Regions from separate parts of the Homo sapiens genome. Here region 2 is linked to region 1. A link is an interaction called in ENCODE POLR2A ChIA-PET data of the cell type or tissue named here. Cell type or tissue: A673. All regions are shown on one strand. Each heading gives the region's core, and the rest is flanking DNA. Links, peaks and the distances in the headings are about the cores only.

Evidence for each region. Peaks named below come from ENCODE experiments on the same cell type or tissue, not always from the same donor. Only the 100,000 strongest peaks of a DNase experiment are listed, where the experiment ranks them.
Region 2: POLR2A ChIA-PET joins it to region 1 with 6 read pairs; 2 of 35 experiments call an interaction of 5 or more read pairs at or near these places.

Annotation. Positions count from the first base shown.
Region 1 is chr11:100,513,112-100,529,013 of GRCh38, reverse strand. No RefSeq gene overlaps it. Among named protein-coding and RNA genes, the nearest start is that of ARHGAP42, 170 kb to the left of the region's middle. In A673, for the core only: no CTCF peak of the experiment used is centred there; no DNase peak of the experiment used is centred there.
Region 2 is chr11:100,072,346-100,088,247 of GRCh38, reverse strand. CNTN5 (contactin 5) reads right to left here. Exons shown (of 25, transcript NM_014361.4): 13 at 13,954-14,104. All of the region lies in intron 1 of LOC105369456 (a long non-coding RNA gene), which reads left to right. Among named protein-coding and RNA genes, the nearest start is that of ARHGAP42, 610 kb to the left of the region's middle. In A673, for the core only: no CTCF peak of the experiment used is centred there; DNase peaks (open chromatin) are centred at 7,227 and 7,647; H3K4me3 peaks cover 355 bases; H3K27ac peaks cover 2,094 bases.

The DNA.
Region 1 (15,902 bases), core at 4,518-7,017:
CGCACTGCACTCCTACATGCTGGCAGGGCAAGAAAAACAACAACTTGCCCTGCAGACAGTGCCAGCAAAGGGGGAGTTTCCGTGGGCCTGAAAAAAAGCTGCAATATGGGGAGGGAGCAGGTGGGCTGGTGGCTGCAGGGGCTGCCCCACTGGAGCTCTCTGCTAGTCAGAGGAGGCCAGCAGATCAAGGGGTGTTCAGGTCTGACCAAACCTGTCTGATGAGCAAGACACCCTGCAGATATCAGGTATGACAGTTCTCCTAGGCTAAAGTCTCCTATGGAAGCAAGTCGCATCTAGGGGTATGGCCATTGCTGGCTTTGCTCTGCTACAGACACTCCCATACCCAACCCTCTGGGCTCCACATCAGCTGGCTTGGTGCCCCTACCACTTCTCTAAGCAGCTCTCTCTGCCAACTCGAATGTTCATGGTGGTCAAGGAGTCTCCCCCTGCCAGAGTTCCAGAGGCATGTGGTGAGAACAGGGTGCTCCTTGCCAGTTCAACTCACCTATTCCCGGAGAGCTGTTGTGGGCCAGGAATGCTTCCTGGTGTGTGGTAGCCCTGTGCTGGGTTCCCAGCTTTTTTCCATTTCAGCTTCTGTATCTTCTTTCCAGCTTCTGTATCTTCCCTCCATCCACTCTCAGGACTTTCCCTCTGAAGATCTGTCAGGGACATGCCAGTCATCTTGGTCCCTCGATGGGTGGTGTTCCACCTGGCTGCATCTAGTTGGCCATCTTACCCTCCACTCCGATGTCACTCTTTTTACCGTGTAAATGTTCAGTTTTCTCAGAATCATTTATTGAGGATTATCCTTTCCCTATTTTGTATTCTTGGCAGCATTGTTGAAGATTAGTTGACCCTATATGTGTGTATATTTATGGCCTATCTATTCTGTTTTACTGGTATATGTGTCTTTTCTTATGCCAGTATCACACTGTTTTGATTTCTGTAGCTTTGTACCTAAAGACTTTTGTTGTTCTTTATGAGGTCCTGTAGTTCCACATTGTAATGTTTGAGGGCTAAATTTTCTCATTATTGTCCTATACCCTTCAAAGCTGGTCATTTATGCTCAATATGTCTTCTATTTGAATCAAGGCACTATGGTAGACACTGTGGAGGATATATGTGGTACCGAGGTCCCTTCAAATATTTTATTCTCTTTGATACTATTATAAATTGGATTGTTTTCTTAATTTCTTTTTGAATTATTGTCGTTTGTGTAGAGAAATGCAGCTGATTGTTGTATGTTGATTTTGTATCCTGCAATTTTACTACAGTTGTTTATTTGGACAGCTTTTATTTAGGTAAAATCTTCAGGGTTTTCTTTTTTTTTTTTGAGATGGGGTTTTGCTTTTGTTACCCAGGCTGGAGTGCAATGGCATGATCTTGGTCCACTGTAACCTCCACCTCTGGGTTCAAGCAGTTATCCTGCATCGGCCTCCTGAGTAGCTGGGATTACAGGCATTCGCCACCACACCTGGTTAATTTTTGTATTTTTAGTAGAGACGGGGCTTCACCATGTTGGCCAGGCTTGTCTCAAACTCCTGACCTCAGGTGATCCACCTGCCTTGTCCTCTCAATATTCTGGGATTACAGGCGTGAACCACCATGCCCAGTCAATCTTCAGGGTTTTCTATACATAAGATAATGTCATCAGAAAACAGACAACTTTTTTCTTCCTTTTTGTTTATTTTTTATAAGTTATTGGGGTACAGGTGGTATTTGGTTACATGAGTCAGTTCTTCAGTGGTGATTGGTGAGATATTGGTGCACCCATCACCTGAGCAGTAAACACTGCACCATATTTGTAGTCTTTTATCCCTTGCTTCCCTCCCACTCTTCCCCCCAAGTCCCCAAAGTCCACTGTATCATTCTTATGCCTTTGCATCCTCACAGCTTAGCTCCCACGTATCAGTGAGAACATATGATGTTTGGTTTTCCATTCCTGAGTTACTTCACTTAGAATAATAGTCTCCAACCTCATGCAGGTCACTGCAAATGCTGTTAATTCATTCCTTTTTTTGGCTGAGTAGTATCCCATCATATATATATATATATATCTCACAGTTTCTTTGTCCACTCATCGATTGATGGGCATTTGGATTGATTCCATGATTTTGCAATTATGAATTTTGCCGCTATATACATGCATATGCAAGTATCTTTTTTGTATAATGACTTTCTTCCTCTGGGTAGATATCCAGTAGAGGGATTGCTGGACCAAATGGTAGTTCTACTTTTAGTTCTTTAAGGAATCTTCACACTGTTTTCCATAGTGGCTGTACTAGTTTACGTTCCCACCAGCAGTGTAGAAGTGTTCCCTGATCACCACACCCATGTCAACGTCTACTATTTTTTGATTTTTTGATTATGGCCATTCTTGCAGGAGTAAGGTGGTATCATATTGTGGTTTTGATTTGCATTTCTCTGATCATTAGTGATGTTGAGCATTTTTTCATATGTTTTTTGGCCATTTGTATATATTTTTTTGAGAATTGTCTATTCATGTCTTTAGCCCACTTTTTGATGGGATTGTTTGTTTTTTGCTTACTGATATGTTTGAGTTCCGTTCACTTCTTGTATCGTTTTTTGGATTTCCTTGCACTGGGCTTTGCCTTTCTCTGGTGCCTCCCTGATTAGCTTAATAACTAACTTCCTGAATTCTTTTTCAGGGATTTCTTCTTGATTTGGATCCATTGCTGGTGAACTAGTGTGATTTTCTGTGGATGTTGAAGAGCCTTATTTTATCATATCATATCAACCAGAGTTGGTTTTCTGGTTCCTTCTCATTTGGTTAGGCTCTGTCAAAGGAAAGCTCCAGGGTTGAGGGCTGTTGTTCAGATTCTTTTGTCCCATGGGGTGTTCCTTTGATGTATTATTCTCCCTCTTTTCCTATGGATGTGGCTTCCTGCACAAGCTACACTGCACAAGCTGCAGTGATTGCTGTCTCTCTTCTGGGTCTAGCCACCCAGCAAGTGTACCTGGCTCTAGGCTGGTACTGGGAGTTGTCTGCACAGAGTCTTGTGATATGAACCATCTATGGGTCTCTCAGCCATGAATACCAGCACCTCTTTTGGTGGAGGTAGCAGGGATGTACAATGGACTCTGTGAGGGGTCATAGCTTTTGTGGTTTAATGTTCTATTTTTGTGCTGGTTGGCCTCTTACCAGGAGGTGGCGCTTTTCAGACAGCATCAACTGTGGTAGTATGGAGAGGAACCAGCGGTGGGTAGGGTCTTAGAACTCCCAAGATTATATGCCCTTTGTCTTCAGCTACCAAGGGGGTAGGGAAGGACCACCAGGTGGGAGCAGGACTGGGAGTGTCTTAGCTCTGATTTTCCTTGGGCAGATCTTGGTACAGCTGCTGTGGAGGATAGGGGTGGGGTTTCCAGTTCAATGGAGTTGTGTACCTAGGAGGATTATTGCTGCCTCTTTGGAGTCATGCAGGTTGTCAGGGAAGTGGGGGAAAGCCGGCTGTCAAAGGCCTCACACATTTCCCACACAAACCGAAGGGCTGGTCCCATTCTGACCATGCCCTACTATCAGCCTCGAGTCTTTTTCCAGGTGGTGTGCAATCCTGGCTGGAGAACTTGCGCAAGGCTACCTGCCTCCCAGTTGTGAAAGAAAAGGGCTTGGTGCCTCCCCTGCCTGTGGAGTCTGCACACTGGATTGGCACCCACCTCTGAGTTCTGGCCAGGAGGCTTCTTGCCCCATTCAAATTGTTACAAAGTTCAGCTGGAAATTACCTTCTCCCTGTGGTGTTTTCCCCCTACTCCTCTGGCTGCCCTCCTGATGGATCCTTGTGGTGCCAGGCAGGAATGGCCTGCCTGGGGACCCAGTGAGCTGCCAGGGCCTTTGTGATGCTTCCTCTACCCCTGTATTTCTCTTGGCTTTCTAAATGGACTCAGCTCCAGGTAAGGTTGGAAATTTCTCCCACAAACAGGCTTTCAGTTTCCCCAGTGGGAGTGTGTTTTCAGGAGGGAAGGCTCTCCCTTTCCCACTTCTGCAGGTGGGTCACTTACAGTATTTAGAGTGTCTCCCAGGTCCTAGAGGAGCAGTCTGCTTGCTTCAGAGGGACTGTGGATCTTCTCGAGATTGTCGGTTTGTTCTTGCAGTTGATTTGGAGCTACCATTCACAATGTGAGCCTCCGCACGCTGCTCTGTTCTTCTGAGTCGAAGCTGCAATCTAGTCCTGCCTCCTGTCAGCCATGATGATTCTTCCTTTTTAATTGGATGCCTTTTATTTGTTTTTTCTTGTCCCCATATTTTGTTATTGATGTTACAATTTTAATGTTTTTATATTGTGTATCCACTAATATATGATTGCAGCTATGGTTATTTTAATACTTTTGTCTTTGAACTTTTCTACTAGAGGTGAAAGTGCATCACCATAGAGTATTCTGAATTTGACTATATACTTACTTTTATCAGCAAGTTTTAATCAGCATCCTTTCATTTCAACTTGAACAATGTCCTTTAGCATGTCTTGCAAGGCAGGTCTAGTGATGATGAGCTTCCTCACCTATAGCTTGCCTGAGAAAATTTTTATTTCTTCTTCATTTTTGAGGTATAGCTTTGCCAGATATAGTATTCTTGGTTGGCAGGTTTTTTAGTTTTTCTTTTGGCAGTTTAAATATATCATCCCTCTCTCTCCTGGCCAGTAAGGTTTCTGCTGAGAAATCAGCGGATACTCTCATAGAAACTACCTTGTATGTGATTAGTCAATTTTCTCTTGCTGATTTCAAATTTCTCTTATTTTCTTTGACTTTTGATAATTTGATTATAATATTTCTCAATATGATCTTCTTTGGATTGTTCCTATTTGGAGACTTTTGAACTTCATGAATTAGGATGTTCATGTCCTTCCCAAGATTTGGGATGTTTTCTGCCATTATTTATTTTAATAATCATTTTGAGCCTTTGTTGTCTCTCTCTTCTCCTTCTGGACTTCCATAACACATAATTTGGTTCATTTTATGATGTGTCATAATTCTTGTAGGTTTCTTTATTCTTTGTCATTCCTTTTTTTCTTATCTGACTGGCTAATTTCAAATGATCTCTCTCAAATTAACAGCAGTTTAAATTTTAAAATTTCATTCATTGTATTTTTGAGCTCCAGAATTTCTGTGTTTTATAATTTCTGTTTCGCTGTTGAACTTCTCATTTTGTTCATTTCTGATTTTTCGGATTTTGTTTTATTGTCTATCTGTGTTCTCTTGTATCTCACTGAATTTACTTCCTTAGATTGATTATTTGGAATTCTTTGCAAGGCAATTCATGGATCTTTATTCATTTGAGTCCAATTACTGGAAAACTATTTTGTTCCTCTAGTGGTATCATGTTTTCTTGATTTTTCATGTTTCTTGAGGTTTGGGATTGCTGCTTTGCATTTGAAAAAGATCACCTCCTCCAGTCTGTACTGCATGGCTGAAGGAGAAAAATACATTCACCATTCAACCTGGCTAGTTACCCTGGGTATTCCATAGACCTTTTTATGGATGTTCCCATTCCATTCCTTTTGTTCCTTCTTGGGAGAGAAAAATCTTAGGATTGTATTACTTCTCTCAATCCTGTACAGCCAGGCTGAATGTTGAGAGCCTCCCATTTATTTGCCAAAGGGTACCCTAACATGTTAAAAGTTAAGAACCTTTTTTCAGTCTAACAGAGTTGAACCAGCTTTCTAAGATGTACTGCCTTGGGGGTAGGAGTGATGTGGGGCAAGTGAAACTGTTTTTCTTACTCTCTTAAATCCATTGATTCTCAGTTTGTTTGTTTTTTCTCCAAGGGAGTGCTGGCACCTGACTGCTGGACTCCTGGGCTCCTGCAAAGATACTCGTGTTCATGGATGCTTTTGGGGAGGGTTGGTATGAGGGCTAAAATATCTCTCTACCATCTTTCTGACATCACTCCAGCCAGAACTTCTTGATATGATCTTTAAAATGGTTTCAGAGCTCTCATCCAATTACTTTAAAAGTGATTAATATTTATTCCCTAAAGCAGTTTTGACAGAAAGTTCTCCTAATGACAATATTGTCAGTGTAATAATAATAGCAGGAAAAAGTACTTAAGGAATAATTAATAAATTATTTCTTAAATACTTACTCACTTTCTGTTTTAGTCAAGTGTGTCATGATGGAGAAGGAAGATATGTCCTTGAAGAAGCTCTGTTCTGTGGTTTGAATGCCTGACTCTCCTCCAAAATTTACATTCGAATTTAATCCCCAATGTAGTAGTATAAAGAGGTGGAGCCTTTAGGAAGGAACTAAATTTTGAGGGGAGAACCCTCATGAGTAAGAGTAGCAACTGATATGGTTTGGCTGTGTCCCCACCCAAGTCTCATCTTGAATTGAAGTTCCCATAATCTCTACATGTTGTGGGAGTGACCCAATGGGAGGTAATTGAATCATGGGGGTGGGTTTCTCCCATGCCATTCTCATGATGGTTTTGTAAATAGCAGTTCCCCTGAACTCTCTTGCCTGCCATCATGTAAGACATGCCTTTGCTCCTCCTTCGCCTTCTGCCATGATTGTGAGGCCTCCCCAGCCATGTGAAACTGTAAGTCCATTAAACCTCTTTTTCTTTATAAATTACCCATTCTCAGGTATTTCTTCATAGCAGTATGAGAACAGATTAATACAGCAACCTTATAAAAGGGATGGAGGAAACTTTTTAGCTCTCTTTTTATGTCCTTCTGCCTTTTGCCACCAGAGGATATGGCCTAGATTCCCCCTTTCTACCATGTGTGGATAGAATAAGAAAGCCCTCACCAGCTACTGAATGTCAGCACCTTGATCTTGAACTTTCTAGCCTCCAAAATCTGTGAGGAAAAAAAAAATTTTAATACCCTGACTTGAAACTCATGTGAAAAATAAATTACCCAGTCTAAAGTATTTGGTTATGGCAGCACTAGCAGATTAAGACATTTTGGGTCCAGAAGTTAAAGATGGACCCAATTTTTCTTCACTGATTTTCTTATGACTTTAAAAAAAACTTGATCTACTCAGCTTTTATGAGAAGTAGATATCATATCAATATTGAGAAAAAAGGTAGAATCAGAAGAGTCCTAGGAAGGATGGGTGGAAAGAATAGATCTTTCTGGGAACAAATCCTAAGGAAAGATACTAATATTAATAGGTCCAAATTCAGATTAGTAGACCCAGATATTTAAATACCTTTGTTGTAATAGTGGGAAAGGTAAATGGCAGTAATTACTGCAGTAATTCCTGCTCAGGCAGGAGTTGGAGAAACTTAACTGTTTTTGGAAAAGTGAATTGGAAAGATAAAAGGTTAGAATGTATAATCATCATTCTGTTTATATGCCTTGGGCTTAGTTGATTTACCTGAAGCTCTAATCACACTAGCTTGAGTGTAAATATAGGGAATATCAATAATAAATAATGTGATAACTTTCACACTGTGGAATTCCTTCATTAGAGAAGGTGGCTCTATTATTGGGGCAGCAGAAATAGGGTAACAGAAAGCATAGAAGGTATGAGATTAGTTTGATTCCTAGGTAGGCCAGGGTCTTTTCAGGGAAGTGATGGGGTTATTTTCAGCACCATAGTTAGGACTTCTTTTGTTGTTGTTGAGATGAAGTCTCGCTCTGTCACTCAGGCTGGAGTGAAATGGCGTGATCTCGTCTCACTGCAACCGTCGCCTCCTGGGTTCAAGCGATTCTCCTGCCTCAGCCTCTTGAGTAGCTGGGATTACTGGCACCCACCACCATGCCCAGCTAATTTTTGTATTTTTAGTAAAGATGGAGTTTTACCATGTTGGCTGGGCTGGTCTTGAACTCCTGACCTCAGGTGATCCTCCTCCCTAAGTCTCCCAAAGTTCTGGGATTACAGGCTTGAGCCACTGTGCCTGGGCATAGTTAGGACTTCTAATTGACCTTTAAATTTTATCCTGGAAGTTGAGTGTGAGGGTGTGGAGGAAGTCCTATGGATTCTGGCAACAAGATGCCAGATACTTTTCTTTCATGATACCAAGTTATAGCTCATCCATAGATTCAGGCTTGTTGAATGCACTGTTTCTCAAAGTATGGTCCTTGGTCCAACTGCACCAGAATCTCCTAAGGGTATTCATTACAATTATAGATTTCTTGATCTCACCTCTTGAGGCTCTTTACAGTTGTCTTGAACTGAGGCAAAAGGAACAGGTCTTTGTATTCTTGTATTGAGCAACTTTTGAATATGATTGAGGTGAGAGCGTGACCTTGGATTAGGCAGTTTTCTTTAGCTAAAGACAATTGTAATCATCCACATCAGTAGTTAACATACCCCATAGCTGGAGGAATGAGTGCTTCTGTCTGAAGCAACCACTATAGTCCATCCCTTGCACTAGTTGGGTATACTTGTTTCAATCAGCAAGTTCATCTCATTGGTAAAATCTGCCTAGGATTCTGAGTGGTCTGTGTTCTGGAGAAACTTTTGAGAGGAAGGTAGTAAGATAAATTATAGTCCCAGTTACTGAAACTACTCTTGAGATGCAATGAGTACTCATTTTCTCCCTCCTCTATCATCTACTCTAGATTCCTCTTATTTTGGCTAGTAGCTTTGCTGGTCTAGGAGGATTGCTTGTTTGAATAAACCAAACCCTCATCCCAAAGGGGTGTGAGTCTCTGTAAGTATGTTTTTCTTAGACTGTTGTTGTTGCACTTATTCATTTACCAACAGAATTGGGAAGGCAAATACCAACAGGGACCCTGATAGATCACCTGGGTGCCAGATGTATTCCTTCCTGTGGCCATTGTGTAATAGCATCCTTGCCTCTTCCTGAGGATCAGGGTTGATTGCACCTGCAGATATGGTCATTCTTTTCCTTGTAACCTGTTATCTGTGGTGAGGAAACTGAAATAATGACTGGGCATCAGCCATTCCTTAAAGTTCAATAGGACTTTTACTGTGTCATCTATTGGAAGCTTTCCTATTCTGGGAAACCATGTCCTCTAGAATTACAGAACTTAAAGTTGTAGGTCAAGAAGTGATGATACTTTGACTTCTATCCTTTGGTTCCTAGGTCTGTGTATTCTACTTAGTGAGGATGCAGTACCATACAATAGGGATTTATTTAGGATATATTTTGCCCTATAAAGAATGGTGCCTCTCAGCGTTGCATCTTCAAGCTGATATCTCAGTTTCATCTTAAAAAACTCCTTTACCACTCTCTCAGGCTGATAGCCATTGAGTAACATGGAAGTGCCAGTAGATCTCATCATTATGTGCCCACTGCTATATCTCCTCTGCTTCAAAGTGAGTTCAATAGTCTGAGGCAGTATTTTGCAGAAAATCATGCTGCTGGTTCTTAAACTCTATAAGCCAACATATAGTGGGTTTGGCTGAGGTATTGCTGGCATGATAGGCAAATTCATACCTAAGTATGGTCATTTCCATTTAAGATTGCCGTAGTTTGAATGTTTATTCCCCCAAAAATCTTGTGTTGAAATTTGGTCCCCAATGTTGGAGTTGGTGCCCAGTGGGAGGTGTTTTGGTTATAGGAGTGGACCCTTCATGAATAGACTAAATGCCCTCTCTGTAAAGGGTGAGTTCTCACTCTATTAGTTCCCACAAGAGCTGGTTGTTAAAAAGAACCTGGCATTTCCCCTTTCACTCTCTCTTGCTTCCTTTTTGCCATGTGATCTGTGCATACTTTGGCTCCCCTCACCTTCTGCCATGACAGGAGGCAGCCTGGTGCTGGCATTATGCTTCTGGCATTATGCTTCTTGTATAGCCTAGATAGCTATTAACAGAAATCCCCAACCACTTTAAACAAAAAATAAATTACCCTGCCTCAGGTATTCCCTTATAGCAATACTGAATGGACTAAGACAGAAAATTGGCACTGAGAAGTTGGGTGTTGCTATAAAGATACCTGAAAATATGAAAGATACATTGGAACTGGGTAATGGGCAGATGTTTTAAGAGTCTAGAGGACTCAGAAGAAGATGGGAATATGAAGGAAAGTTTGGAACTTTTTAGAAACTGGTTATGACCAGTCTGGTCACTGGTTAGAATCAAAATGTTGATAGAATATACGCAGTAAACTCCATGCCGAGGAAGTCTCAGATGAAAATGAGAAAATGATTGAGAACTAGAGCAAAGGTCACTCATGTTACCCCTTAATAAAGACCTTGATTGCCTTGTGTCTGTGACCTAGGGCTTTGTGGAAAGCTGAAATTAAGACTGATGACCAGGATTATCTGGTGGAAGAAATTTTTAAGCAGTAAAGCATTCAAGAGGTGGCATGGCTGCTTTTAAGAGCTTATAATCAGATACAGATGCTGCAGCAGAGGAATAATCTAAAGGTGGAATTTATAATTTAAAAGGAAGCAGAGTGTTAAGTATTTGGAAAATTCACAACCTGGATGTATTAGAGAAGGAGAGAGCATTTTCAAGAGAGAGGAATCTAAGAGTGTTATGGAGCAACCACTTGCGGAATAGATTAACATGACTAAAAGGAAGCAAGGTGCAAATAGTCAGAATAATGGGAAAAAAAGCCTTGAAAACATTTCAGAGATCTTTGAGGCAGCATCTCCCATCATAGGCCCAGAGGCACAGGAGAACAGAATCGTTTCAGGGGAACAGCCCACAGTACCACTGCCCTGAGCCACCTTGGGATGCTGCTTCCTGCATCCCAGCTGCTCCACGACCAGCCAAGGCTCAAATGGCCAAAAGTACTGCTCAGGTTACTGCTCTGAAGGGCCTAAGCCATAAGCCTTTGCAGCATCTGCATGATATTAAGACTGCAGGGGCCAAGGACGCAAAAGCCATGGAGGCTTGGCAGCTTCCACCTAGATTTCAGGAATATATTGAGTACCCAGGCAGAAGTCTGATGCAGGGGTGAAGACACTGCAGAGAGCCTCTATGATGCCAGTGCCTAGTGGAGTCATGGGAGTACAGGTGTCACCCTGCAGACCCTAGAATTATAGAGCCACTGGCTGTCTGCAGCCTCAGCCTGGAAAAGCTGCAGGCATTGGACTCCAAACCATTACAACAGTCACATGGGCTATACCCAGAAAAGCCATGGGGTTGGGGCTGCCCAAGGTCTTGGGAGCCCACTCTGGCACCAGTGTGCCTAGAATGTAGGACATGAAGTCAAGGGAGATTATTTTGCAGATTTAAGATTTAATGTCTATTCTGCTGTGTTTTGGGTTGCGTGAGGCAAGTCCCCCTTTCTTTAGGTCTATTTCTTCCTTTTGGAATGGGAAAGTTTACCCAATGCCTGAACCACAATTGTGCCTTGGAAGTAAATAACTTGACTTTGATTTTACAAACTCACAGCTTTAAGAAAGTTGCCTTGAGTCTCAGATGAGACTTTGGAATTTAAGTTTGTGCCAAAACAAATTAATATTCTTGGGACTATTGGGAGAGGACAATGGTATTTTGCAATGTGAGAAAGATATGAAATTTTGGGGACCAGGGGCAGAATGCTGTAAGTTTGAATGCTTGCATCCCCCATACCTTGTGTTAAAATTTGATCCCCAATGTTTGAAGTGGTGCCTAGTGGGAAGTGTTTGCATCATGGAGGCAAATTCCTCATAAATAGACTAATGTCCTCCCTGGTGGAGGGGAGGTGAGTGATTTCTCACTGTATTGGTTCCTGTGAAATCTGGTTGTTAAAAAGAGCCTGGAACCTTCCCTCTCACTCTCTATTGCTTCCTCTCTTGCCATGTGATCTCTGCATACCTCGGCTCCTCTTCACCTTCTGCCCAGAGTGGAAGCAGCCTAAGGCCCTCACCAGAAGCAGCTGCTCGTGTCATTTTTCTTGCAGAGCCGGAAGAACTGTAAGCCAAATAACCCTCTTTTCTTTATAAATTACCCAGCCTCAGATATTCCTTTATAGCAACATTAAACAGACTAAGACAAACATAAATTGCTGCTCCTTAGAGTATAAAGAGTCCGGTTTAATCAACTTGCAATCAAGAGGTTAGTCAGTCTCTGTAAGAGATGGTGCCATATCAGGGCCTCAATGTTGGGTTCTGTTTCTCACCGGAGAGACATTTAGCAATGCCTGTAGCTAGATCAAGCCTTGATGAAAGAGAAATAATGATACTGAGCTTGTGGTCTCCATTATCTCCATTCCTTTAACAATGGCCGTAGGGTAGCTGATGATAGAGTCTGGCTGATGTCAGCTGGTTGACTTATTTGGTCTACTTAATTGTTGTCTGTTTTCCATTGTTGTGTACTTGATTGGAGGCTCTCTGGTGGGCAGTTCTATGAAATACAATGATTATCACACTTTTGTGCCCACTTTTATAGGTTCTTCTAGACTTCTCTCTGATACTCAAATATTTTTCTTTCTAGGTCCCTGATCAACCAGTCAAGCCGTTCACCACCGCTCGTGAGTTCATTTATATTCTTTCCATGACCACATTTCTTTCAACAAAATGACTGACTAGGCACATTCCCAAAGTCTCCTTATTGAGAGATGATCCATCACTGCTATCTTTAAGGCCATCCCTGAGTGGGGTTATAATGCAGCAGCTTAGCTGTGCATCTGTGGCGTGCACACACATACTGACTTCTCAGAAGTCAGTATGTGAACCAAGTAGAAGAAGCAATTTGTGAACCAAGCTCAGTATTTTTCCTTCTCCATAAAGAAAAAGCTGATCATATAGGCTCCTTCTCCAACTTCACCCCAGCAACAGGTGTGAGCTGATGGAGAGGCACAAATAAAAGTGGGGATGACATGAAAGTCTGAATCCCTTGCTTGCACAGCTTACTTGCACCCTCTAATCTCATTCATGACAGTTCTAATGACGTGTTTTCTCTAAAGATGTATTGTTATTGCATTAACCTATAACTTGGTAAATCTAACTGTGTACAACTTACGACGGACAGTTCTAAGACCATGATCTCTTGATTTCTTAAGGTCATATACTACATATCCACTAGGTCCAGTAACATGCCAGATGTTGTTGAAAGGTGTATACTTCTTTGCTGCAGGTGGCATGGTCTTGTACCAGATCCCTAGAGGGTCTGTATTGTGATTCTTCTGCTGGATCTTGCCATAAGCTTCACATAGCATTTTTTTCTCATTATAGATACCTCTAGTGCCATAGGCTCTGAGATGAATTGTGTTCCATGTAGCAGGACTGTTTTTACCACAGCCTAGGCCTGATGCTTAACTATTTCTTGCTCTGAGTCCAATTCAAAGTTGTTTGCTTCTGTGTCAGAAGCACAAATCAGTCAGATGGGTCAGAACGGTATTCCCAAATGTCAAATATGCTGTCTTCAGAACATGCAGAGCCCTGAGAGATGATTAAACATTTGTGTATCACTTGCCTGATGATGAAAATTCTGAGGTGCAATAATTTTTCCTTTATTCTTGAAGCATGTCTCAGATCACTGGACCCCTGGAAACTTCATGGGTGTGGTGGGCCCCTAAATCTTTGTAGTTTATCTTCTTCATTCTGGAGTGAATATTTCTTATCAAGGGATCAATCATACATGCCACTTCTTGCTCATCTGATCCAATTACTATGATCTCATGAATATAATGCACCAATTAATGGTTCTGTGGAATGTTCATATGGTCCAGGTCTGTTTGAATTACACTGTGATGGAAGATGGGAGAGTTAACATAGCCCTTGGGCAGTAACTTAAAGTAAACTGTTATTCATCTCATGAGAATGCAGAGTGCCTCTGATACTCTATTTTGATAGGAATGGAAAAGATTTCATTTGCCAAATCAAAGGTGGCTATGCTAATATTCTGTAGCAGAAATACCACATTTGGCAAAGCAACTGCAATTGGGACTACTACTTGTTGAGTTTGCATTAGGTTGCAGTCATTTGCTAGCATCCAAGTTTGTAACCTTGGGTCAGGAAACTCCCTTTGGTGGAAGGAATGCCTGGCATTTTCAGCTGTGTGTTTTCAGCAGCCAGTACTACCAGCAGCTGGAAGAAAGAATGCATTGGTCTTGTAGGTGGGATCTGGGCAATATACCACAGCATATGCTACAAATCGGTTCTTTTAATAATTCTTATGCATAATTAAGTTTGAGTACTCTCTTTAGGGAGGATACCCTATATTCCTCAGCTGGGAATTTAAATATTTTTACTTTGGATCACAAGAAAACTTCTAGTTTTGGTTTACATTCCTCTTTCGGTTTATTTTAGCCATTACTTTGTGTCTCAGTGTTTTTGAAATGTATTAAATTGTCTTTTTAGAACTATTTTGTTTCAAACATCAGTCAGTTTTATTCACTAGAATTGTGCAGGGGTTAAAAGTGAGTACAATTGAAATAGACAAATTGTTTTTTTCTATTTTCAGAAGACATATTGTGATTCTTACCCTTCACACACACACACACACACACACACACACACACACACACACACCCATAAATAGAAATGCTTCATATACCTTCCTACTACATGTACATGTCATTGCTTTTCCAAACCACATGTAGTCTAGATAAAACAAAGTGAAAGGATTTAAAAGAGTTGCAAGACCTTTTCCAGGTTGTAGACAGCTATGATTACATGTAATAGTACGGATTTAGTTACTGTCATCCAGCTCTTGTGAAAGGGGCCACTCAGCATAGCACAGCGGTTACAAGCATGTCCATCAAATCCAGATTTCCTGGAGTATGACCACCAACTACAACTCTACCTTTTTCTCTCTATTATAGCCAAAAGAGCTTTTCTGAAGGCAAGTAAGCAAACAACAAGAAGAGATTATTTTGAATTAACTTTGAGTCATCTTTAAGTATAACAATAATCAACTATTTAAAAATATTAATTATTTCCAAATTTCTTAAATTATTAGTAGTAATCCATTAATTGTGACACCTGGTCTGAACATACCAAAGTGAGGAAATACTGAATTTGAAAAAGCAAACTAACACAGGAACAGATAACTAAACACTACGTGTTCTCACTCAAAAGTGGGAGTTGAGCAATGAGAACACATGGACACAGGGAGGGGATCAACACAGACCAGGGCCTTTCATGGGGTGGAGGGCAATGGGAGGGAGAGCATTAGGACAAATAACTAATGCACACGGGGCTTAATACCTAGATGATGGGTTGATGGGTGCAGCAAACTACCATGGCACAGGTATACCTATGGAACAAACCTGCATATTCTGCACATGTATACCAGAACTTAAAATAAAAAAAAAAAAAAGAAAATGACTGCTTTAGTTCACTAAACTCTTCAAATTTGGCTTTGTATCAGAATCATCTGGTGTACCAAAATAATCCTGAATCTATGCCCCTTTCTTTTTCATGAAATCAAGATGTAGAATAGGTCCATCACCTCCAAAATTTCCCCATGTCCCTCTGTGGTCAACTGCTCTCCACATGTCTAGATCCTGGCAAACACTGACTTCTTGTCTGTCCCTCTTTTTTGCCTGTTTTGCCTCTCCCTAGAATGTCATATAAAAGAAATCACGAATACGCAGATTTTCAAGCCTGGTTTCTCTCACTTAACAAAATATGTTTGAGATTCATCCATGTTATTGCACATATCAGTAGTTCATTTTTTTATTGCTGAGTAGAATTCCATTCCATGAATAGACCCCAGTTTGTTCACCAGTTGAAGGATAATTGAGTTGTTTCTAGTTTTTGGTGATTAGGAATAAAGGTAATATAAATATTTGTGTATGGAATTTTCATGAAAATATGTTTTAATTTACTTGGATAAGTGCCTAGGGATGGACTTGCTGGGTTATATGGTAAAGGTATACTTAATTTTATAAGAAACTGCCCAACTGCTTTCCAAAGTGGCTATACCATTTTGCACACTGCCCCTGGCTCCAGCAATGAGTGGGAGTTCTAGTTGTCATGTACTTTGCCATCACTTGGTAGTGTATTTTAATTGTACCAATTCTAATAGTTGTGTAGTGGTATCTCAGTATGGCTTTCACTTACATTCTTCTTACAGATAAGGATGTCTTACTG
Region 2 (15,902 bases), core at 6,547-9,046, 440 kb after region 1:
TAACACTGCTTTTCAGAAATTTATCCATTTTTTCTTGATATTCTGGTTTGTGTGTATAGAGGTGTTCATAATAGTCTCTGAGGATTTTATGTATGTCTGTGTGATTGGTGATAATGTCATCTTTGTCATTTCTGATTGTGCTTATTTGCATCTTAGAGATTTTGGTGTGTTGTGTCTCTTCATTTATTTCAAAGAATTTTTTTTTTTATTTCTGCCTTAATTTTATTGTTTTACTCAAAAGTCATTCAGGAGCAAGTTGTTAAATTTCCATGTAATTGAGTAATTTTGAGAGGTCTTCTTGGTATTAATTTCTATTTTTATTCCACTGTTCTTGGTATGATTTCTATTTTTTTAGTTTATTAAGACTTGCTTTATGGCCAAGCATGTGGTAGATCTTGGAAGTGTGTTTCATGTGCAGATGACAAGAATGTATATTGTGTGGTCAATGGGTAGAGTATTCTGTAGATTTCTATTAAGTCCAGTTGGTCAAGTTAAGTCCAGAATTTTTAAATTAGTTTTCTGATTTGATGATCTGTCTAATGCTCTAAGTAGGATGTTGAGTTCCCCCACTACTGTTGTGTGGCTAAGTCTTTTTGCAGGTCTAGAAGTATTTGCTTTATGAATTTGGGTTCTCTAGTATTGGGTGAATGTATATTTAGGATAGTTAAGTCTTCTTGTTGAATTGAACCCTTTATCATTATATAATGTCATCTATGTTCATGAGGGTGATTGGCTTGTGTTTTTACTTCTCATATTGTCTTTGGCAAATTTTGTTGTTAGGGTTATTTTCCCTCTTTTCTATACTGTGAAATAACTGTGTACAATTGGGATCATTTGTTCTTATTTTTTTTGGTAGAAATTTCTACTGAAAGCATTTACACCTTGAGTTTTTTGGTGTATGTTTGAAGATTTTTTAACTACTAATTTAATAGTTATGAAATTATTTAAATTTTTCAATTCTTCTTGAGTCAATTTGAAATATCATTTTTTATTCATTTAATCAAATGATCCAATTTTTTGTCATTTAATTATTTATCATGTTTTTATTTTCTTTTTATCTGTTTATGGCATCTGTGCTTATTTTTCATTTTTGCTCTCAGTATTTTGTAGCTCTTTTCTTGATTTTAGGATTACTACAGATATGTTCATTTTCTTGGTCCTCTGAAAGTATCAATATTTGACTTTACCAATCTTCTAATTGTGCTTATATTTGTTTGTAATTGAATTATTTTTGAATTTATTATTTTCTTGCATTTACTTTTAGTTTCATGTTCGTTTCCTAATTTCTTAAGATAGAAGCTCAGCTCATTCATTTTCAACTCCCCTCTTTTGTAACATAAATACATAGAGCGATAAATTTTCCCTTATATTCTGAAATACAAGGAATATATTTGAGATTCCCCACTCTGATAGTGGGGAAATTTTATACTATTTTTATATTCCTTCTTGTATAGTCTGTTTTTCTTGTATTGATATAGTTAAACAAGTTTTGGGGGGTTAATATTATATGATTCATTTTTTCCCATTATTAACTTTCAACTTTGCTATTTATTTTTGCTTAAAACAAAGCTCTTACATATAATTGCTGAATTTTTATTTCTAGTTCGGTATTTACAGTAATTTCTGATATATTTGGTTTTTCTGAATTATTTTATGCTTTCTATTATCTCATATATATATACACACACACATACATATATATGGATATATATATCCCTCTGTTTTTTTATTGGTATATGTACATATATCCCTCTGTTTTTTGATTGGTTAACTTTTCATTATATTTATTTTTTTAACTAGTTTGGAAATAGCATACCTTATTTCAATGCTTTTACTGGTTGCACTAAAAATTTTTCTTTTTTTTTATTGTTTTGATACCAGAAGTTTCCTTCTAGCTTCTTGCTAGCTCGTTGTTGAAACAAGGATATTTAAGTAATATTTATTTATATATTTTATATTTAAGTCGTAACTTTAATTCTTTTCTCTTTGGTAGACAGAGTAATTAGTGGGCATTTTTCTATAAAATAAATATAATTTAAAAAATTAAATAAAAGATATTAATTCAAAAAGATGTGAACTGAGTCTTTCAAAGACTACCTCTTGGCTACTAAGTTAAGCTTGAACTCAATCTGTGCATTCAAGTTCTTCTTTATTTGTCTTCAGCTATTCAATTGTTTCAGCAGATTTTTCATTTTGATACATAGTCTATACCCTGGACAAATATTAGTATTTACTTTCCCAAAAGTGTCCTGAATTCATAACTATTTTTGCAAATTCTGAAGTCTCTTCCTAAAATATACTCTGTCCCTCTGTGTTAAAATCCTATTCCAAGACCACTTCAATGGCAGTTCCCCCAGGAAGCTTATCTTTTATCTAGATTTTATTTTCTTCTTTCTTAACTCTCAAAGTTTTTTGTATGGTACAGTAGACTGAGAACAGGTTTTAGATTCAAACAGAATTAGGACGCTCTCATTTTGGCTCTGTTACTTGTTACGAGTGTGTGTGCTTAGGCAGTCTCTCTATGATTTAATTATTTATAATCAGGATTATATTATTTAAAATCGTATCTTATTTTGAGGACTTTAATAAAGTAATGCAATATAAAAATACCCAATGCTCAGTCAGTCCTATTTTTATTATTACCTTAGTTTATCCTATTTTATAGGTGTCTATATTAGTTTTATTTTCCACCAGACAGGTGCCTCCTTGGGAGATGGGATTCTCTCTTACTTATCTTGGTATGAACTGGCATAGTGTCTTATATACAGTATATGTTGAAGAAAGTTTAGTTTTTATGGAAATAAATTGAATTGAATATAACTGTTCATAGACCATGTGTCTGCTGCATGAGGGTGAAGGAGTTTTGGGAATGTTATCCCAAAATATGAAGTTTTGTTGTGCTGATTACTTTAAATTGAAGGCACCTGGGGACCAGCAGCAGCAGGCAGAGGTTTTCTCTGAATTTTTCTTATTGTTTTGATACCAGATACTCCAGAAAAAATTCAATTCATCCTGGATCTCCTCCCCAGGAAACTCATCATTGTGAGAAATTGACACATATCCCAGAAAAAAAGACCGGAAGTTAGCGCCACACCCAGACAGAATTTCTCACTGGTTACCACGTGCTCTTTGGGCCTATTCATTCTCTCCCCAAAATTATTTACTCCCCCTTAAGTGGCCTATATCCCACCACCCCTCTCTTCTATGAAAAGGATATATAAGCTTCTAAACTTCATTGGGTTACTGGGTACTCACTTTTCTTTCTGTGATGCCCCTGTGCACACAATCAATTTGTATGCATTTTGTCTTATTAATCTGTCTACTGTCGGTTTATATTTCATAGACTCAGTTACTGAACCTTCAGAGGGTAGAGAAAGAAAGGTTTTCTCTCTCCATTAAGGAAAAGGAGAAGTAGAGCTACCATTTGCAACTGGAAAGAAAGAGGAACAAAATCATATTGGTATCTTGAAAACTCCAGCTATTAACTAATAACATAGTAATCATCTTAAAATGTATAGGTATTTTATTAACTATCAATCTATCTCCCTACTTACCTACCTACCTACCTCTTTTTTTTTCAGAAACCACACTGTCATTGGAACACAGAGATGTAAGCATGCAAATGATAACATCTGTATATGTTATATTTCATGGAAATGATGTACAGTTTCTTTCCATTTGTAGTCAAGGTTATCATTGTACTATGCTTTAATTTGTAACCAAACCTCTAATTCTCATTATAAATTAACCAAAGTTAAATTACATCGTGATTTATGCAAAATCTGAAAAGAAGTGACTATGTAATTCTCAGAGGATGCTAAAAATCTCGACCGTACAATGCTTTTTTTCTAAGCAGCCTCAGAATCTTCTCTCCTCACCATTTTATATTCACTGAAGAGTCACTTGGGGAGGTAGTCGAATCAGTTAGGAGCATATACTTAGATGCTTGAATTCCCAAGTATTTTAGATGCTGTTTGTATTAAGGACAAATTAAGCTGAAAGTTGTAGTCTGGGGGGCTTTTGGAAAAGAAAAACCTGTGAGCAATTAATGGCTTGTTCAAGTTGTGCTTATGTGGAGAGCACAACCAGGCAACTTGTGAAGCAATTTATAGTAACTGGGGTAAATGAACCATGGTTAGAAGTAGAATTCATAAACTGTTTCCTAAACTGGTAATTAGCTAGAGATGTAACATGTAAAGTCAAAAACTGGAGGTGCTCATAGTACAACAAACCAGACTTGTTCTGTTGTCATTTACAGCTTAAATTAACTGAGTTTCTCAGTGTTATCTCTCGTTGGGAGTTGAGACTTATTTTATTATATTCAACAATTAAGAAAAAAGTGAAATCTAGAAACAAACTGGTGGAGTGGTCAAGAAAAAGAAAATATTTGAAGGACTTTAAAGAGGAGTGTTTAGGTTTTCCATCACCCTAAATTTGGAAAATATTAGGAACTGATATTTTGAGAGTTCCTGAAGTGTTTATCTTCTGATCTTCTGTGTTTAAGTGGATGCCATTAATTTAGATATTTGTGATCATCGTTATACTATGTAAACATACTGTTGAAAATGGAATTATTTGAAAATGTGAGAATTTTTTTCCCATTCTCATTCAACTATTTGGCAGAGTGTGAGTACACTGTTATTCAATAAATTTGCATTATTTTGGGTTATTAATTCTCTTAAAGAGACCAAGCTTAGAAATATGGATAGTACGGTTTACATGTTTGTCCCCTCCAAACCCTATGTTGAAATCAGATTCCCAGTGTTGGAGATGGGGCCTGGTAGGAAGTGATTAGATCACAGATGCAGATCCCTTGTGAATGGTATAGCATCATCCCCTGATGATAAGTGAGTTCTTGCTCAGTTCACTAAATATGTGGTTGTTTAAAATACTCTGGGACCTCTTCCCATCTCTCTTTTTTTTTTTTTTTGAGACAGAGTTTTGCTCTCATTGCCCAAGCTGGAGTACAGTGGTACAATATCAGCTTACTGCAACCTCTGCCTCCTGGGTTCAAGTGATTCTCCTGCCTCATCCTCCCGAGTAGCTGGGATTACAGGAATGCACCACCACGCCCAGCTAATTTTTTGTATTTTTAGTAGAAACAGTGTTTCACCATGTTATCCAGGCTGGTCTCGAACTCCTGACCTCAGGTGATCCGCCTGCCTCAGCCTCCCAAAATGCTGGGATTACCGGTGTGAACCACTGCACCCAGCCTTCTTATCTCTTTTGCTCCCACTCTGGCCATGTGAGGTGCCTGCTTCTGCTTCACCTTCTACTTTGCTTGTTAGTTTCCTGAGGTCCTCACTTGAAGGAGATGCTGGCATCCCACTTCCTGTATGGCCTGTAGAACTGTGAGCCAATTAAACCTCTTTTTCTTTATAAATTACCATGCCTCAGGTATTTCCTCACAGTGATGCAAAAGAGAAATGCATAAAGTGGCGTTGAAAATTATCTATAATCCTCTTCTCAGAGATAACCTGTGAACAATTAGCTGCATTTATTTCCAGTATTTTTAATGTATTTGTGTCCATGCAGACATTTTCTCTTCAAATGAAATTTCTACCGTGTTCAATGATTTCTTCCACTGATAATATACCATTATTTTATCATTGTCCTTAAGTACTCATCAAAAATGTAATTAAAAAAGCCCACAGTGGGCTGGGCAGAGTGGCTCACACGTATAATCTTAGCAATTTGGGAGGTCAAGCTGGGAGGAGTGCTTAAGCCCATGAATTCAAGACAAGCTTGGGCAACATGGTGAGACCCCATCTCTACCAAAACAAATTAAAAAAATTTTCCAGGCATGGTGGTGACAGTGTGCTCTTGTGGTCCCAGCTACTCGAGAGGCTGAGGTGGGACAAATGCTTGACCCTGGAAGGTCGAGGTTGCAGTGAGCTGTGTATGTGCCACTGCACTCCAGCTTGGGTGACATTGTGAGACCCTATCTCAATAAAAGCAAACCTACAATGCTTCTACAATATATCTGTTTTTTGTAAATCTTTAATTTTTCCTATATGGACTATGACTATATTTACTTGCGTTGCCACCATGATTTAGAATGCTTTCAGCTTTTTGCTTTGCAACTCCTGATATTTATTAACTTATTTGTACACACACCCATACACACACAATTTTTTTGTATTGTACTTAAGCATGATGATGATTCTTTTTATATTTGCTTGACATCTTGTTACCAAATTTATGACTATCAGTTAACTGTCATGCTTAATGTGTGTTTGTGCTTTAAACTCTCTTGTACTCCTATGTCTATAGGCCTATTTTTGCCAATTGGCAATATTTTCAGTTTTATTTGTCTCTTTTTTCTCTCAGTGCTCCAGAATCTGTTCCCCAAATATTAATCTCAAGGTCAGTTAGGTACACAGCTGTAGTCAAACGCTCAAGGTCTACTAAGGCTATAATGAAGCTCAACTGGACTGAGGTGAGATGTTTGTCAATTTCCATTTTCTAGTCCTTAGTCGTATCTAGAGGTAAATTTACTCCTGAAAAATTAGAAACGGTATATAGTCCTTCTTTTGCTAGAAGTAGTACACGGAATTACATAATTTCCAGAATCCATGAATTTCAATTTTTCCTCAGTATCACCATTTGTTGACATTATGCTTTATTTGCTAATCACTTGAAATCCTAAGATTTATGTCCTCTCTCACCCCATTGCTGGATTCATAATGTCCAAAAAGTGTTGGATTAGTTCAGATGGGGTGGAATACGGACATAGCATCTTACCACCTTGCAGGTGGGAGGGAGGTTCAAGCCAGCTTCTGTAGTAAGATGCAATTTCTGAATTTAGTAGATATGGACATAAAGTAGAAGTGAGTAAAATTTTTCCTCTGCTGGTTTCTTAATTGACTTCATTAAAGTTTCAGAGGTCTAGCTTTCAACAACTCATTGATAAATTCTTAATTTAGCTCATTTCTATATGAAACGGTGATTCCTCCCAGAAGTCAACAATTCTTAATTTCCAATGCTATATATTCTTAATTTCCAATGCTGCTATGACTGTGTTTTCTTTCCTTTTATATTTTTCTAATAAAATATAATAAAATGCTAATGCTTTATATTTTAAAATTTTTTCTAATAAAAAATTAGCATTCTAAGGAAAAGATGAAGAAGGTGACTCAGGCAGAGTCTTGTGCAGTTAGCTTTCACTGAAATCAGGAAGTCAGTATCTTAATCTCATCATAATGAATGTAAGGCCATTTCCTTCTCATCCCCTTAAGTTCATGGATAGGAAACAGCAAGAAACCATCCCTGAGTACTAAGGCATCTTATATAGTAAGCAGTTTATAGTTACTAAATCTTATAAATTCAGATATAAACCTTTCTTCCTTTAGGTAAACAATGCCATTTAATCATTTTATTTCTTTTGAAAACATAGATATTAATTCACATATAAATTCAAATTGTACATTCTTGATTTATGAATGCTAATTTTCTTTCATTATACAATTTCTTACACACTAAGGAAAACCCAGATACTTAAAGTTTATATTGTTTTACGTTCTTAATATGTAAAAGACACTGTCACAGAGGAAACAACAAAACAGCTTGTTCATTAGCAAACCCAGCATGTAGGTGGAAACAAAGGGACAAAAACAGGGCCCTAATTATACCCATGAATTCTTCTTCCATAGATAAAATAAGAAGACCTTGCTTTCTTCTCAGCAACAGTGTCCTTTAGGGCTTTTGTTAAGAACAGATTTTCCCATATGTCTCTGAGTCAGTATGTGAGCTTCATCATTGTTGCCTAATAAACACAACATGAATTCCCACTAGAAGTCAAATAATGGGTATTTCTAGTGCAATTTTCTATGCGTGTTAAATAAGTTGAAAATTTTGCCTTTCTGAAGCTCCTTTAGTGAGCAGGGGGCCATTATGTCAGATTTTGGACAAGTCTTTGCTTAGATTACAGTCCCATAAAAGAAAAATTATTCTATAATACTGCACCTCCATAGGATAATTTTATTTTTTTTGTATGCAGGATTTCTTAAGCACCAGTTTGAATTATAGTCCATTATCTTCATAACTGTTACCTTACTCTGCCTGGGCATAAAAACTAGTGCTTAAAATATGTTGAAATTTCAATAATTGTGAATAATTTTAAACATATATGACATTCTATGAGGTTCAACAACAGTTTATATATGCACTTATGGAAAGGAAACAAAATAAACTATACCTTTATCAAAAACTATGTATTCTTCATTTTAGCTAAGATTGTCTTTGTCCACAAAAAGTACAGGAAATTGAACATGTAATAATGAAGACTTAATATTTGTGCACTGCTGGAGTGCTTCTGGATGATTATATTTTAACAAAAGTTAATGGCCAAGTAATGGAAATAATGAGCTGGAGTGAAAATCCAATATGAGTTTGATGAGCAGAACATTCTGAATGAAGGTCTGCTAGAGGAGAAAATCCCTGTGGAATATTTTACTTACTAGTACTTCTGGAGTTTATTAGTTTCAGTATGAAAAGGGAAATGATTGATACAGGAACCTAAGTGACTGTGTGCCAGTAATCTTCAAAAGTGAAAGTGATGGGGGGAAAACCTGGAGAGCCCTTAAAGAAAAACAGTGAAAAAAAAAGTCTTTAAAATACTTCATTTCTATTTCCATTAACTCCCCATGTCTATTTGTCTATTTGCACATGGCCTATAAAATGTTAATGGAACAAGTAAATATTTGGTCGGCTAGGACAGGAACCTATTCCAAAGACATTGAGCTAGAAATAGGTAAGGGAGATGAGATTTTCAATGCCAGGAATAAATGACGACAGGTTTGGGGCTCTGATGAACAAAGAATAGTGATTTGCGGACATAGATTGATGAATAACAAATTTATGACATAAAAGATGTAAAAGACTCCTTTAGTCCTTGGAAACAAATCTTAGGTATTCTTTTCCTTAATGACTGGAGAAAGAAAGGAGAATGGTAAGCATTTCCAGACTACTGATAACAGAAATGGATGCCAGTATTCTAAGATTCAAAGGTACAAATTATATTAATACGGTTAGGCTTTGTGTCCCCACCCAAATCTCATCTTGAATTATAATCCCCATAATCCCTATATGTCAAGGGAGAGATCAGGTAGAGGTAACTGAATCACGGGAGTGGTATTCCGCACGCTGTTCTCGTGATAGGGAATGAGTTCTCATAGATCTGATGGTTTTATAAGGCACTCTTCCCCCTTTCCTTGGCACTTCTCCTTCCTGCCTCCTTGTGAAGAAGGTTCCTTGCACCTGCTTTGCCTTACGCCATGATTGTACGTTTCCTGAGGCCTCCCCAGCCATGCTGAACTGTGAGTCAATCAAACCTCTTTCCTTTATAAATTACCCAGTCTTGGGCAGTACTTTATAGGAGTAGGAAAATGGCTTGATACAGATACCATCATTATCACTATCACCATTACCACCACCACCACCATCATCATCGTCATCAGTATCATTATCATTATACATAACATTCACTGAGTACTGAGTAGATGTCATACACTAGGCAATATATTTTACATGTAAAATTTCATTTAATTCTCACAACCCAATCAGCTTACTCTTTTAATTTAGTAAGATAATAAATTAGGTAACTTACTGAAACCTCATAATCTGCAGGATAAGCAGAGCAAGTAAGTCCTCTTTTCATACACTGGTTTATACTTTTACCAACAACGTTAAAGTGCTTTGCAAATCATAAACGCTACGAACTCATAAGCAGTCATCATCATTATTAGTAATAATGTGATTTACTATCTGAAGGGAGTTCATATTGATCATTCTGTGATATAAATAACAAACAAATGTAAACAAATCTTAGCTCTGATGTAATCCATTTTCTTGTATATTTTAGTTGTATCATTTAGGGCCAAATGAATGAAATGTTTGGTAATATATAAGCAGGCAGCTAATTTGTTAATCATATTTTTTTCTAAAAGTCATATTATTTTCTAGTTATCAAATTTTCAACTTTAGAATAATGATTTCTAAATTTCCTTAGCAAAATATATACACATAAAAAATACTGTGTTTTGAAGACACTGACCTTCAAGAAAACAAAGAAAACTAAACCTGGCAGATTTACTCAAAACGTGGTAGAAAAAAATGAGCCAAATGGTTATTTGGCACTCTGTTGACAAATGACGAACTATAACCTTCAGTTGTTCTATCATTTTCAATCATTTTATTTACAATTTAGAGTTAAATTTAAGTAATGCTAAATTAAATTTACCTTTGAGATTTTCTGACATATTTTCAGATGATTAGATTATATTTTCCTGCAATTAAGACTATATATTACATTTTTATGCCATTGCTCTGGACATAATTTTATGCTATGAAAGCAATTGACGTATTTTGTTTTTTTAAATATTTCTTTTTGATCTTATTTTATTATATTTTTGAGACAGGGTTTTGCTCTGTCATCCAGGCTGGAGCTCAGTGGTATGATTATGGCTCAGCTAAACCACCCAGGCTCAACCCATCCTCCCACCTCAGCCTCTTGAGTAGCTGGGACTATAGGCGTACACCACCATGCCTGACTATTTATTTAAGTTGTTTTTTCTTCTTTTTTATTTTTTGTAGAGATAGGAGTCTTGCTGTGTTGCACAGGCTGGTCTCAAACTCCTGGGCTCAAGTGATCCTCGCATCTTGGCCCCCCAAAGTGCTGGGATTATAGGCATGAGAACTGTACCTGGCCTGAATGTCTCTTTCATAATATACTATTATGTTAATTCCTTTTCCCCAATATAATATTATTATTTATTTCTTATACAGAAACTGCCATTTGCTGTTTCAATAGTTCTTTGGAATGAACCCAAAACAACAAAATTTTTATTGAAGGACAACACTAACTCATTCAACATTTTTGTCTCAATTGTTGTAGGTTGGATGAGTGGGGCACATATTTGATGTAGATCATATGAGTGATATTTATATTTATATTCCAATAAAATAAGCCATGATTTGAATCTCCACACCCAATGTAAGTTATAAATTAAAAAATGACACAAACTTTTTGAAGTCTTAACAGTTTTCTAACACCTCTGTTTCCATTTAAATTTATATTTAGAGCTGTAATCAAATGGTTGGTGTGCATTATAACAGAAAAGCAATCTAAAATTTCCTCAAGAAAATAAGTTGTCATTGTAACTGAGACTTCTTTTAAAGAATGTAAAATATAGGCATTTGACATTGTTAAGTTTCTAGTCATAATTTTAGAATGTACAATTTTTCAACTATGTGTCTTCTTATATTATGGAATTCTGCCTATTGCTGTTGAAATCTTAGCCTCTTATTTAATATTAAGTGTTATTATTTTTTGTAGTGAACTACATTTTTCTTCTTAAAACCTAGGGCTGCCAGATATGGTAACAAGTCATTCAATAATAAAAATGGTATTTTGTAAGTGTGCCTGTCAATATTAAGAATAAAAATGCAATATATGTCTGGGCTTTGTTATTCAATAAAGCCAGTTTATTGACCTAAAACATGTAGATCAAGGTAGGCAGAATGCTAAGGAAATGTGGCTGAGCCTTGCTTTTACTTGAATAAATTAAAAAAAAAAATTACATTTTAGCCTTCTTCCTAAACAACACTTTGACTGGAAGTATTGACATCTAGAAAAAATTGAGTGATCTGAGTTTCAGGTCAATGTATCTTTCTCACTAACCCCAAGGGTTAGCAGTAAAGAAAGGAAGAGAAACAAGAAAGTTGAAAAATTCACAAACTGTATTTTTCAACATCTGAAAAATAAAAAATTTAGTAAGCTTATGTTGTTGTAATAGAATACTCATAATCCTGTTACTTCTCTCAATACTTTTGCTTTGGTAAAAGAGGTTCCACCCTAATTTTTTAAACTCACCATGTGTCATTTTTCAACAGTTGATGAAGAACATTCTTATTGTGAACTGAAATAAATAGGACAAAACTCACATGCCACCCAGAAACATAAAACAAAGTCATGCATTTCAGATAGAATGTTTTGCGTAGATAAGGCATATATATTTTAATGACACTGTAAGCTTTTTAATACGTCCAGAAAAAATAACCTAGCAGTGTAAATTATTTGTTCTTACTATGCAACAAAACAATTTTCTTCTACTTTAATTAGGTTTGTGCAGTTTTTTAAAAATCATAGTGTTGTGAGCAAAAATCCACTAATATTCAATCACTATCTGATCAATTCTGTCATAGGCAACAATGATCTCACAATTTGTCATTTGCTACCCGCCCCCCAACCTAAGAATGAGAAATTCTTTTTAAAACAAGTTGTACGATGTTGGGGCTCAGAACATGATACCCCAGAATATGGCACAGAGTACCTTGACCTGAAGAAGACTGAAAGGACCTTGGAAGCAGGATATTTTTGATCTTCTCCCATCTGTCCGTTTCAAACTCCTCTTTCTCTACTGAAGAGAATGATAGAAACCAGAATTCTCTCCCCCAAGGCAGATCATAGAAACTATAACTTCCCTTCGTCAAAGCAAACTATAAAACCTAGAAAGATTGACCTTCTCCCTTCTCCCTTGAATTGTCTCATGTGACAGGTGATTTGTCCTACACCTGGAGGAAAGGAATACCACACAAAATGGCCAAGAAGAATCTGAACACATAGGCCTTGGTGGATTTCCCCTCTCAGTCTATAACCATTAGATCACATACTTTTTGTCCAATCATATTTCTACACGGCTCTCTATTCTTCACTGAACCTAAGCATAAAAAGAGTTTTCTCTAAGTCTTTGGGTCTTCATTTCTGAAGGCCCCTGTGTCACACAAAACTTTGATTAAATAAATGTGTTATGTTTTTCTCTTGTTAGCCTGTCTTTTGTTTTGAATGACAGCCTTGACCCTTATGATAGGTCTTTTGGTGTAAGAGTGCCAACGACGACCCATCCCAATCCCAGGTGATCACCCTTTCCAAGAAGCATAGATCTTTGGGTCTAAGCTGAAGCCAGTAATTCCAAAAATTGTTTAATCTGAAATAGACTATTTAAATCAGTGTCCCTCAGATTTGATGGAAAACAAAAATACTCTATTTTTAAAAATTTTTCAAAATGTTTCACTGTTACTTAAGAAATTATTCAAGTGAACCGCTAATGCAGACTTAAATTATTTTAATTATATTTTATGTAGATTGGGACAAACATAAAACAAGTCATAAACTCCTTATACTTCTAGATCAATTAAACAAAATCTAATACAGTACAATATTATTTTGACATAATAGAGGATACTATTTTGTCAAAGTTGAATCACCATTTGTAATACCAATATATCAATAATAGTAGGACATGGAACATTTGAATTTGGTACAAATAGATTGCCATGTGATGATTTGATTCCCTCATGATTTTTTCTCCATTTGTACTCCTGTGATATCCTTTGGCTTTAGTTGCCAAAGACAAATGTTTACATATTAAATATTCCTCTGCTCACTTCTCATTTGCCTATGGCACTAAAAATAATCCTATACTATTTTGCCTAAATATGACCTGGATAAAAAGACAAGCATTGGCATAAATATCACATGAAAGTATTCTGTCATGATTATCCAGAAGATTCACATATGTTTTTATCATTTGTATTAAAATCAAATTAAAACACAATGCTTAAAAATTATCACAGATGATTTGTAGACCTCCTAAATGCAGAAGCAAGATGAAAAACAAACAAAAATAATTAGTTTAATTAAAGAGTACTTTCTTCAAAACCTAGTGAAATATCCAACTTATGCTAAAACCCCATGGAGTCAAAGAAGACTGACCATTTTGAAGTCAAACTTTGGGTTCTTTTAAAATCACTATATAGGCAAAACCATGTTTCAATCAGTTCATAAAATACGTCTCACGGTACTGCAAGACTCTTTCTTGCATAGTTTGTGTGTGTCACCTGTAACCTCAAAAAAGTCTAATGTTGAACTTGAATTATAAAATAGATTCTAACCTTTTGTTTTCTCTAACTGCTCTGTCTCCTTTCTTCCAAGAGATGGTTGGTTTTGGAGAGCCTTGGGGTTTGCACTCTATGACAACTTCTTGGTCTTTGGTAACAATTATTGTTTTCTTCAGTTGATTCAGTGCAAAAGTGGGAGCTGAAGCTATTAAAAAAGCAAATGTTAGTTTCTACCAGAAGCAATGACAATAATCTCTAATGGGTGATTCATGAAGATCTTGTAACTTTTTCTTCTGGGAGGCATTTCTCATAAAATCATAGTATATCTACACATGAAAAAGGCAGTAGCTCAAAATTTTACTTATTATTAATTAATATGTACCTTAGTACATTAGCAGGTGATTTCATACAATATGGGATCTACAGGTAAAGGCTATTTCAAAAAATGACATGTTCTAATTATGATTACCAACTTCAATTATGAAAGACTAGTGAATGACCTTGGCAAAAGAGCAAAAGGCTAACTGACAGAGTCCATTTGACCTTCCTTTGGTAAGATGGAGGTGACCTGCGAAAAAGACAATCCTGTGTCTTCCATTTCCCATCTACGAATCTTAATTTATTCTGTATATTACTTTAATATTATAAAACATTAAATGTTTTATATAATACATTGTTTAAAAATTAATTTTTAAAATTGAATTATTTGAATTTCAATTAGCAATTTTACTTGTAATTTTTCACTTAGGTTTGATCATTCATTCATAAATACTGTGTATACTATAATTTAGATCAAAACACTTTTGAATCTAAAAGAGAACCTGAAAGATGTCTACAAGTCCACAGTATCTGTGACATTTACTTTTACCAATCTGATATTATATGTATTTCATATTATATATATAAAATATATCATATAGCAACATAATGCATGTCACAACATTGAAAAAGATATGTATAGAATTGAGATAGGTTAAGAGATTTTTTAAAACCAAAGAAATTAGCCAGGCCTGGTGGCTTATATCTGTAATCCTAGCACTTTGGGAGGCTGAGGTGGGCAGATCACTTGAGGTTAGGAGTACAAGACAAGCCTGGCCAACACGGTGAAACCCCATCTCTACTGAAAATGCAAAAATCAGCTGGGTGTGGCTGTGGGTGCCTGTAGTCTCAGCTACTTGGGACGCTGAGGCAAGAGAATCGCTTGAACCCTGGAGGCGGAGGTTGCAGTGAGCAGAGATGGCATCACTGCACTCCAGCCTGAGCGACAGTGAGATTTTGTCTCAAAGAAAAAAAGTTAAAAAGCTAAAGAAATTTATGAGGAGATAGTTGCAAGTAACTTTTTTTTTTTTTTTTTTTTTGCCTCCTGGGAATAGAATTTACAAAAAGTAATTTTGAAAATATTTCTTGTGAATGATAAGGGTTTGAGAAATGTTTCAGGGCTACTAACTAGGTGAAGGGTGAATCAGCCTTTTAATTCAGTGCTATTATACTGTGAGTTGACAAGAAAGTTCATTAACATTTGATTGTTTAGAATGAAGGAGATTGAAAGGAAGAATCCTGTAACTATTTTGGATGGATTTGTTGTAATGTGGAGAAATTTCAACTGCAAATATTCATAATTCAACAAATCACTTTAGGATGTATTACATTTAGCTGATATGTAAATGGTGGGCTCCAAGATTCCTGAGATCTTTGGTGTTTCTCTTAAGTTATGCTTTGAGAATTTAAATTTAAATGGGGAATAGAAAACACACTTGGGCTTCTGCCCGCTTTGGAAAGACAATGAGTGAGTATCTTTCTTTACATTACAAACATCCCTGAACCAGTTTAGGAAAAAATCAAAGTGGGAAAAGTAAAATTCATTCCAATGGCTCATATATGCTTTTTCTGGGTAGTCTATTTCACTGGATGGATTGTTTCCTGTAGTATTTAAATAGTGAAGAAATGCAGTGCCTGGGTTACATTCTTATCAAGGGTGTAACCCTATGAGATTGTAGTGCCTG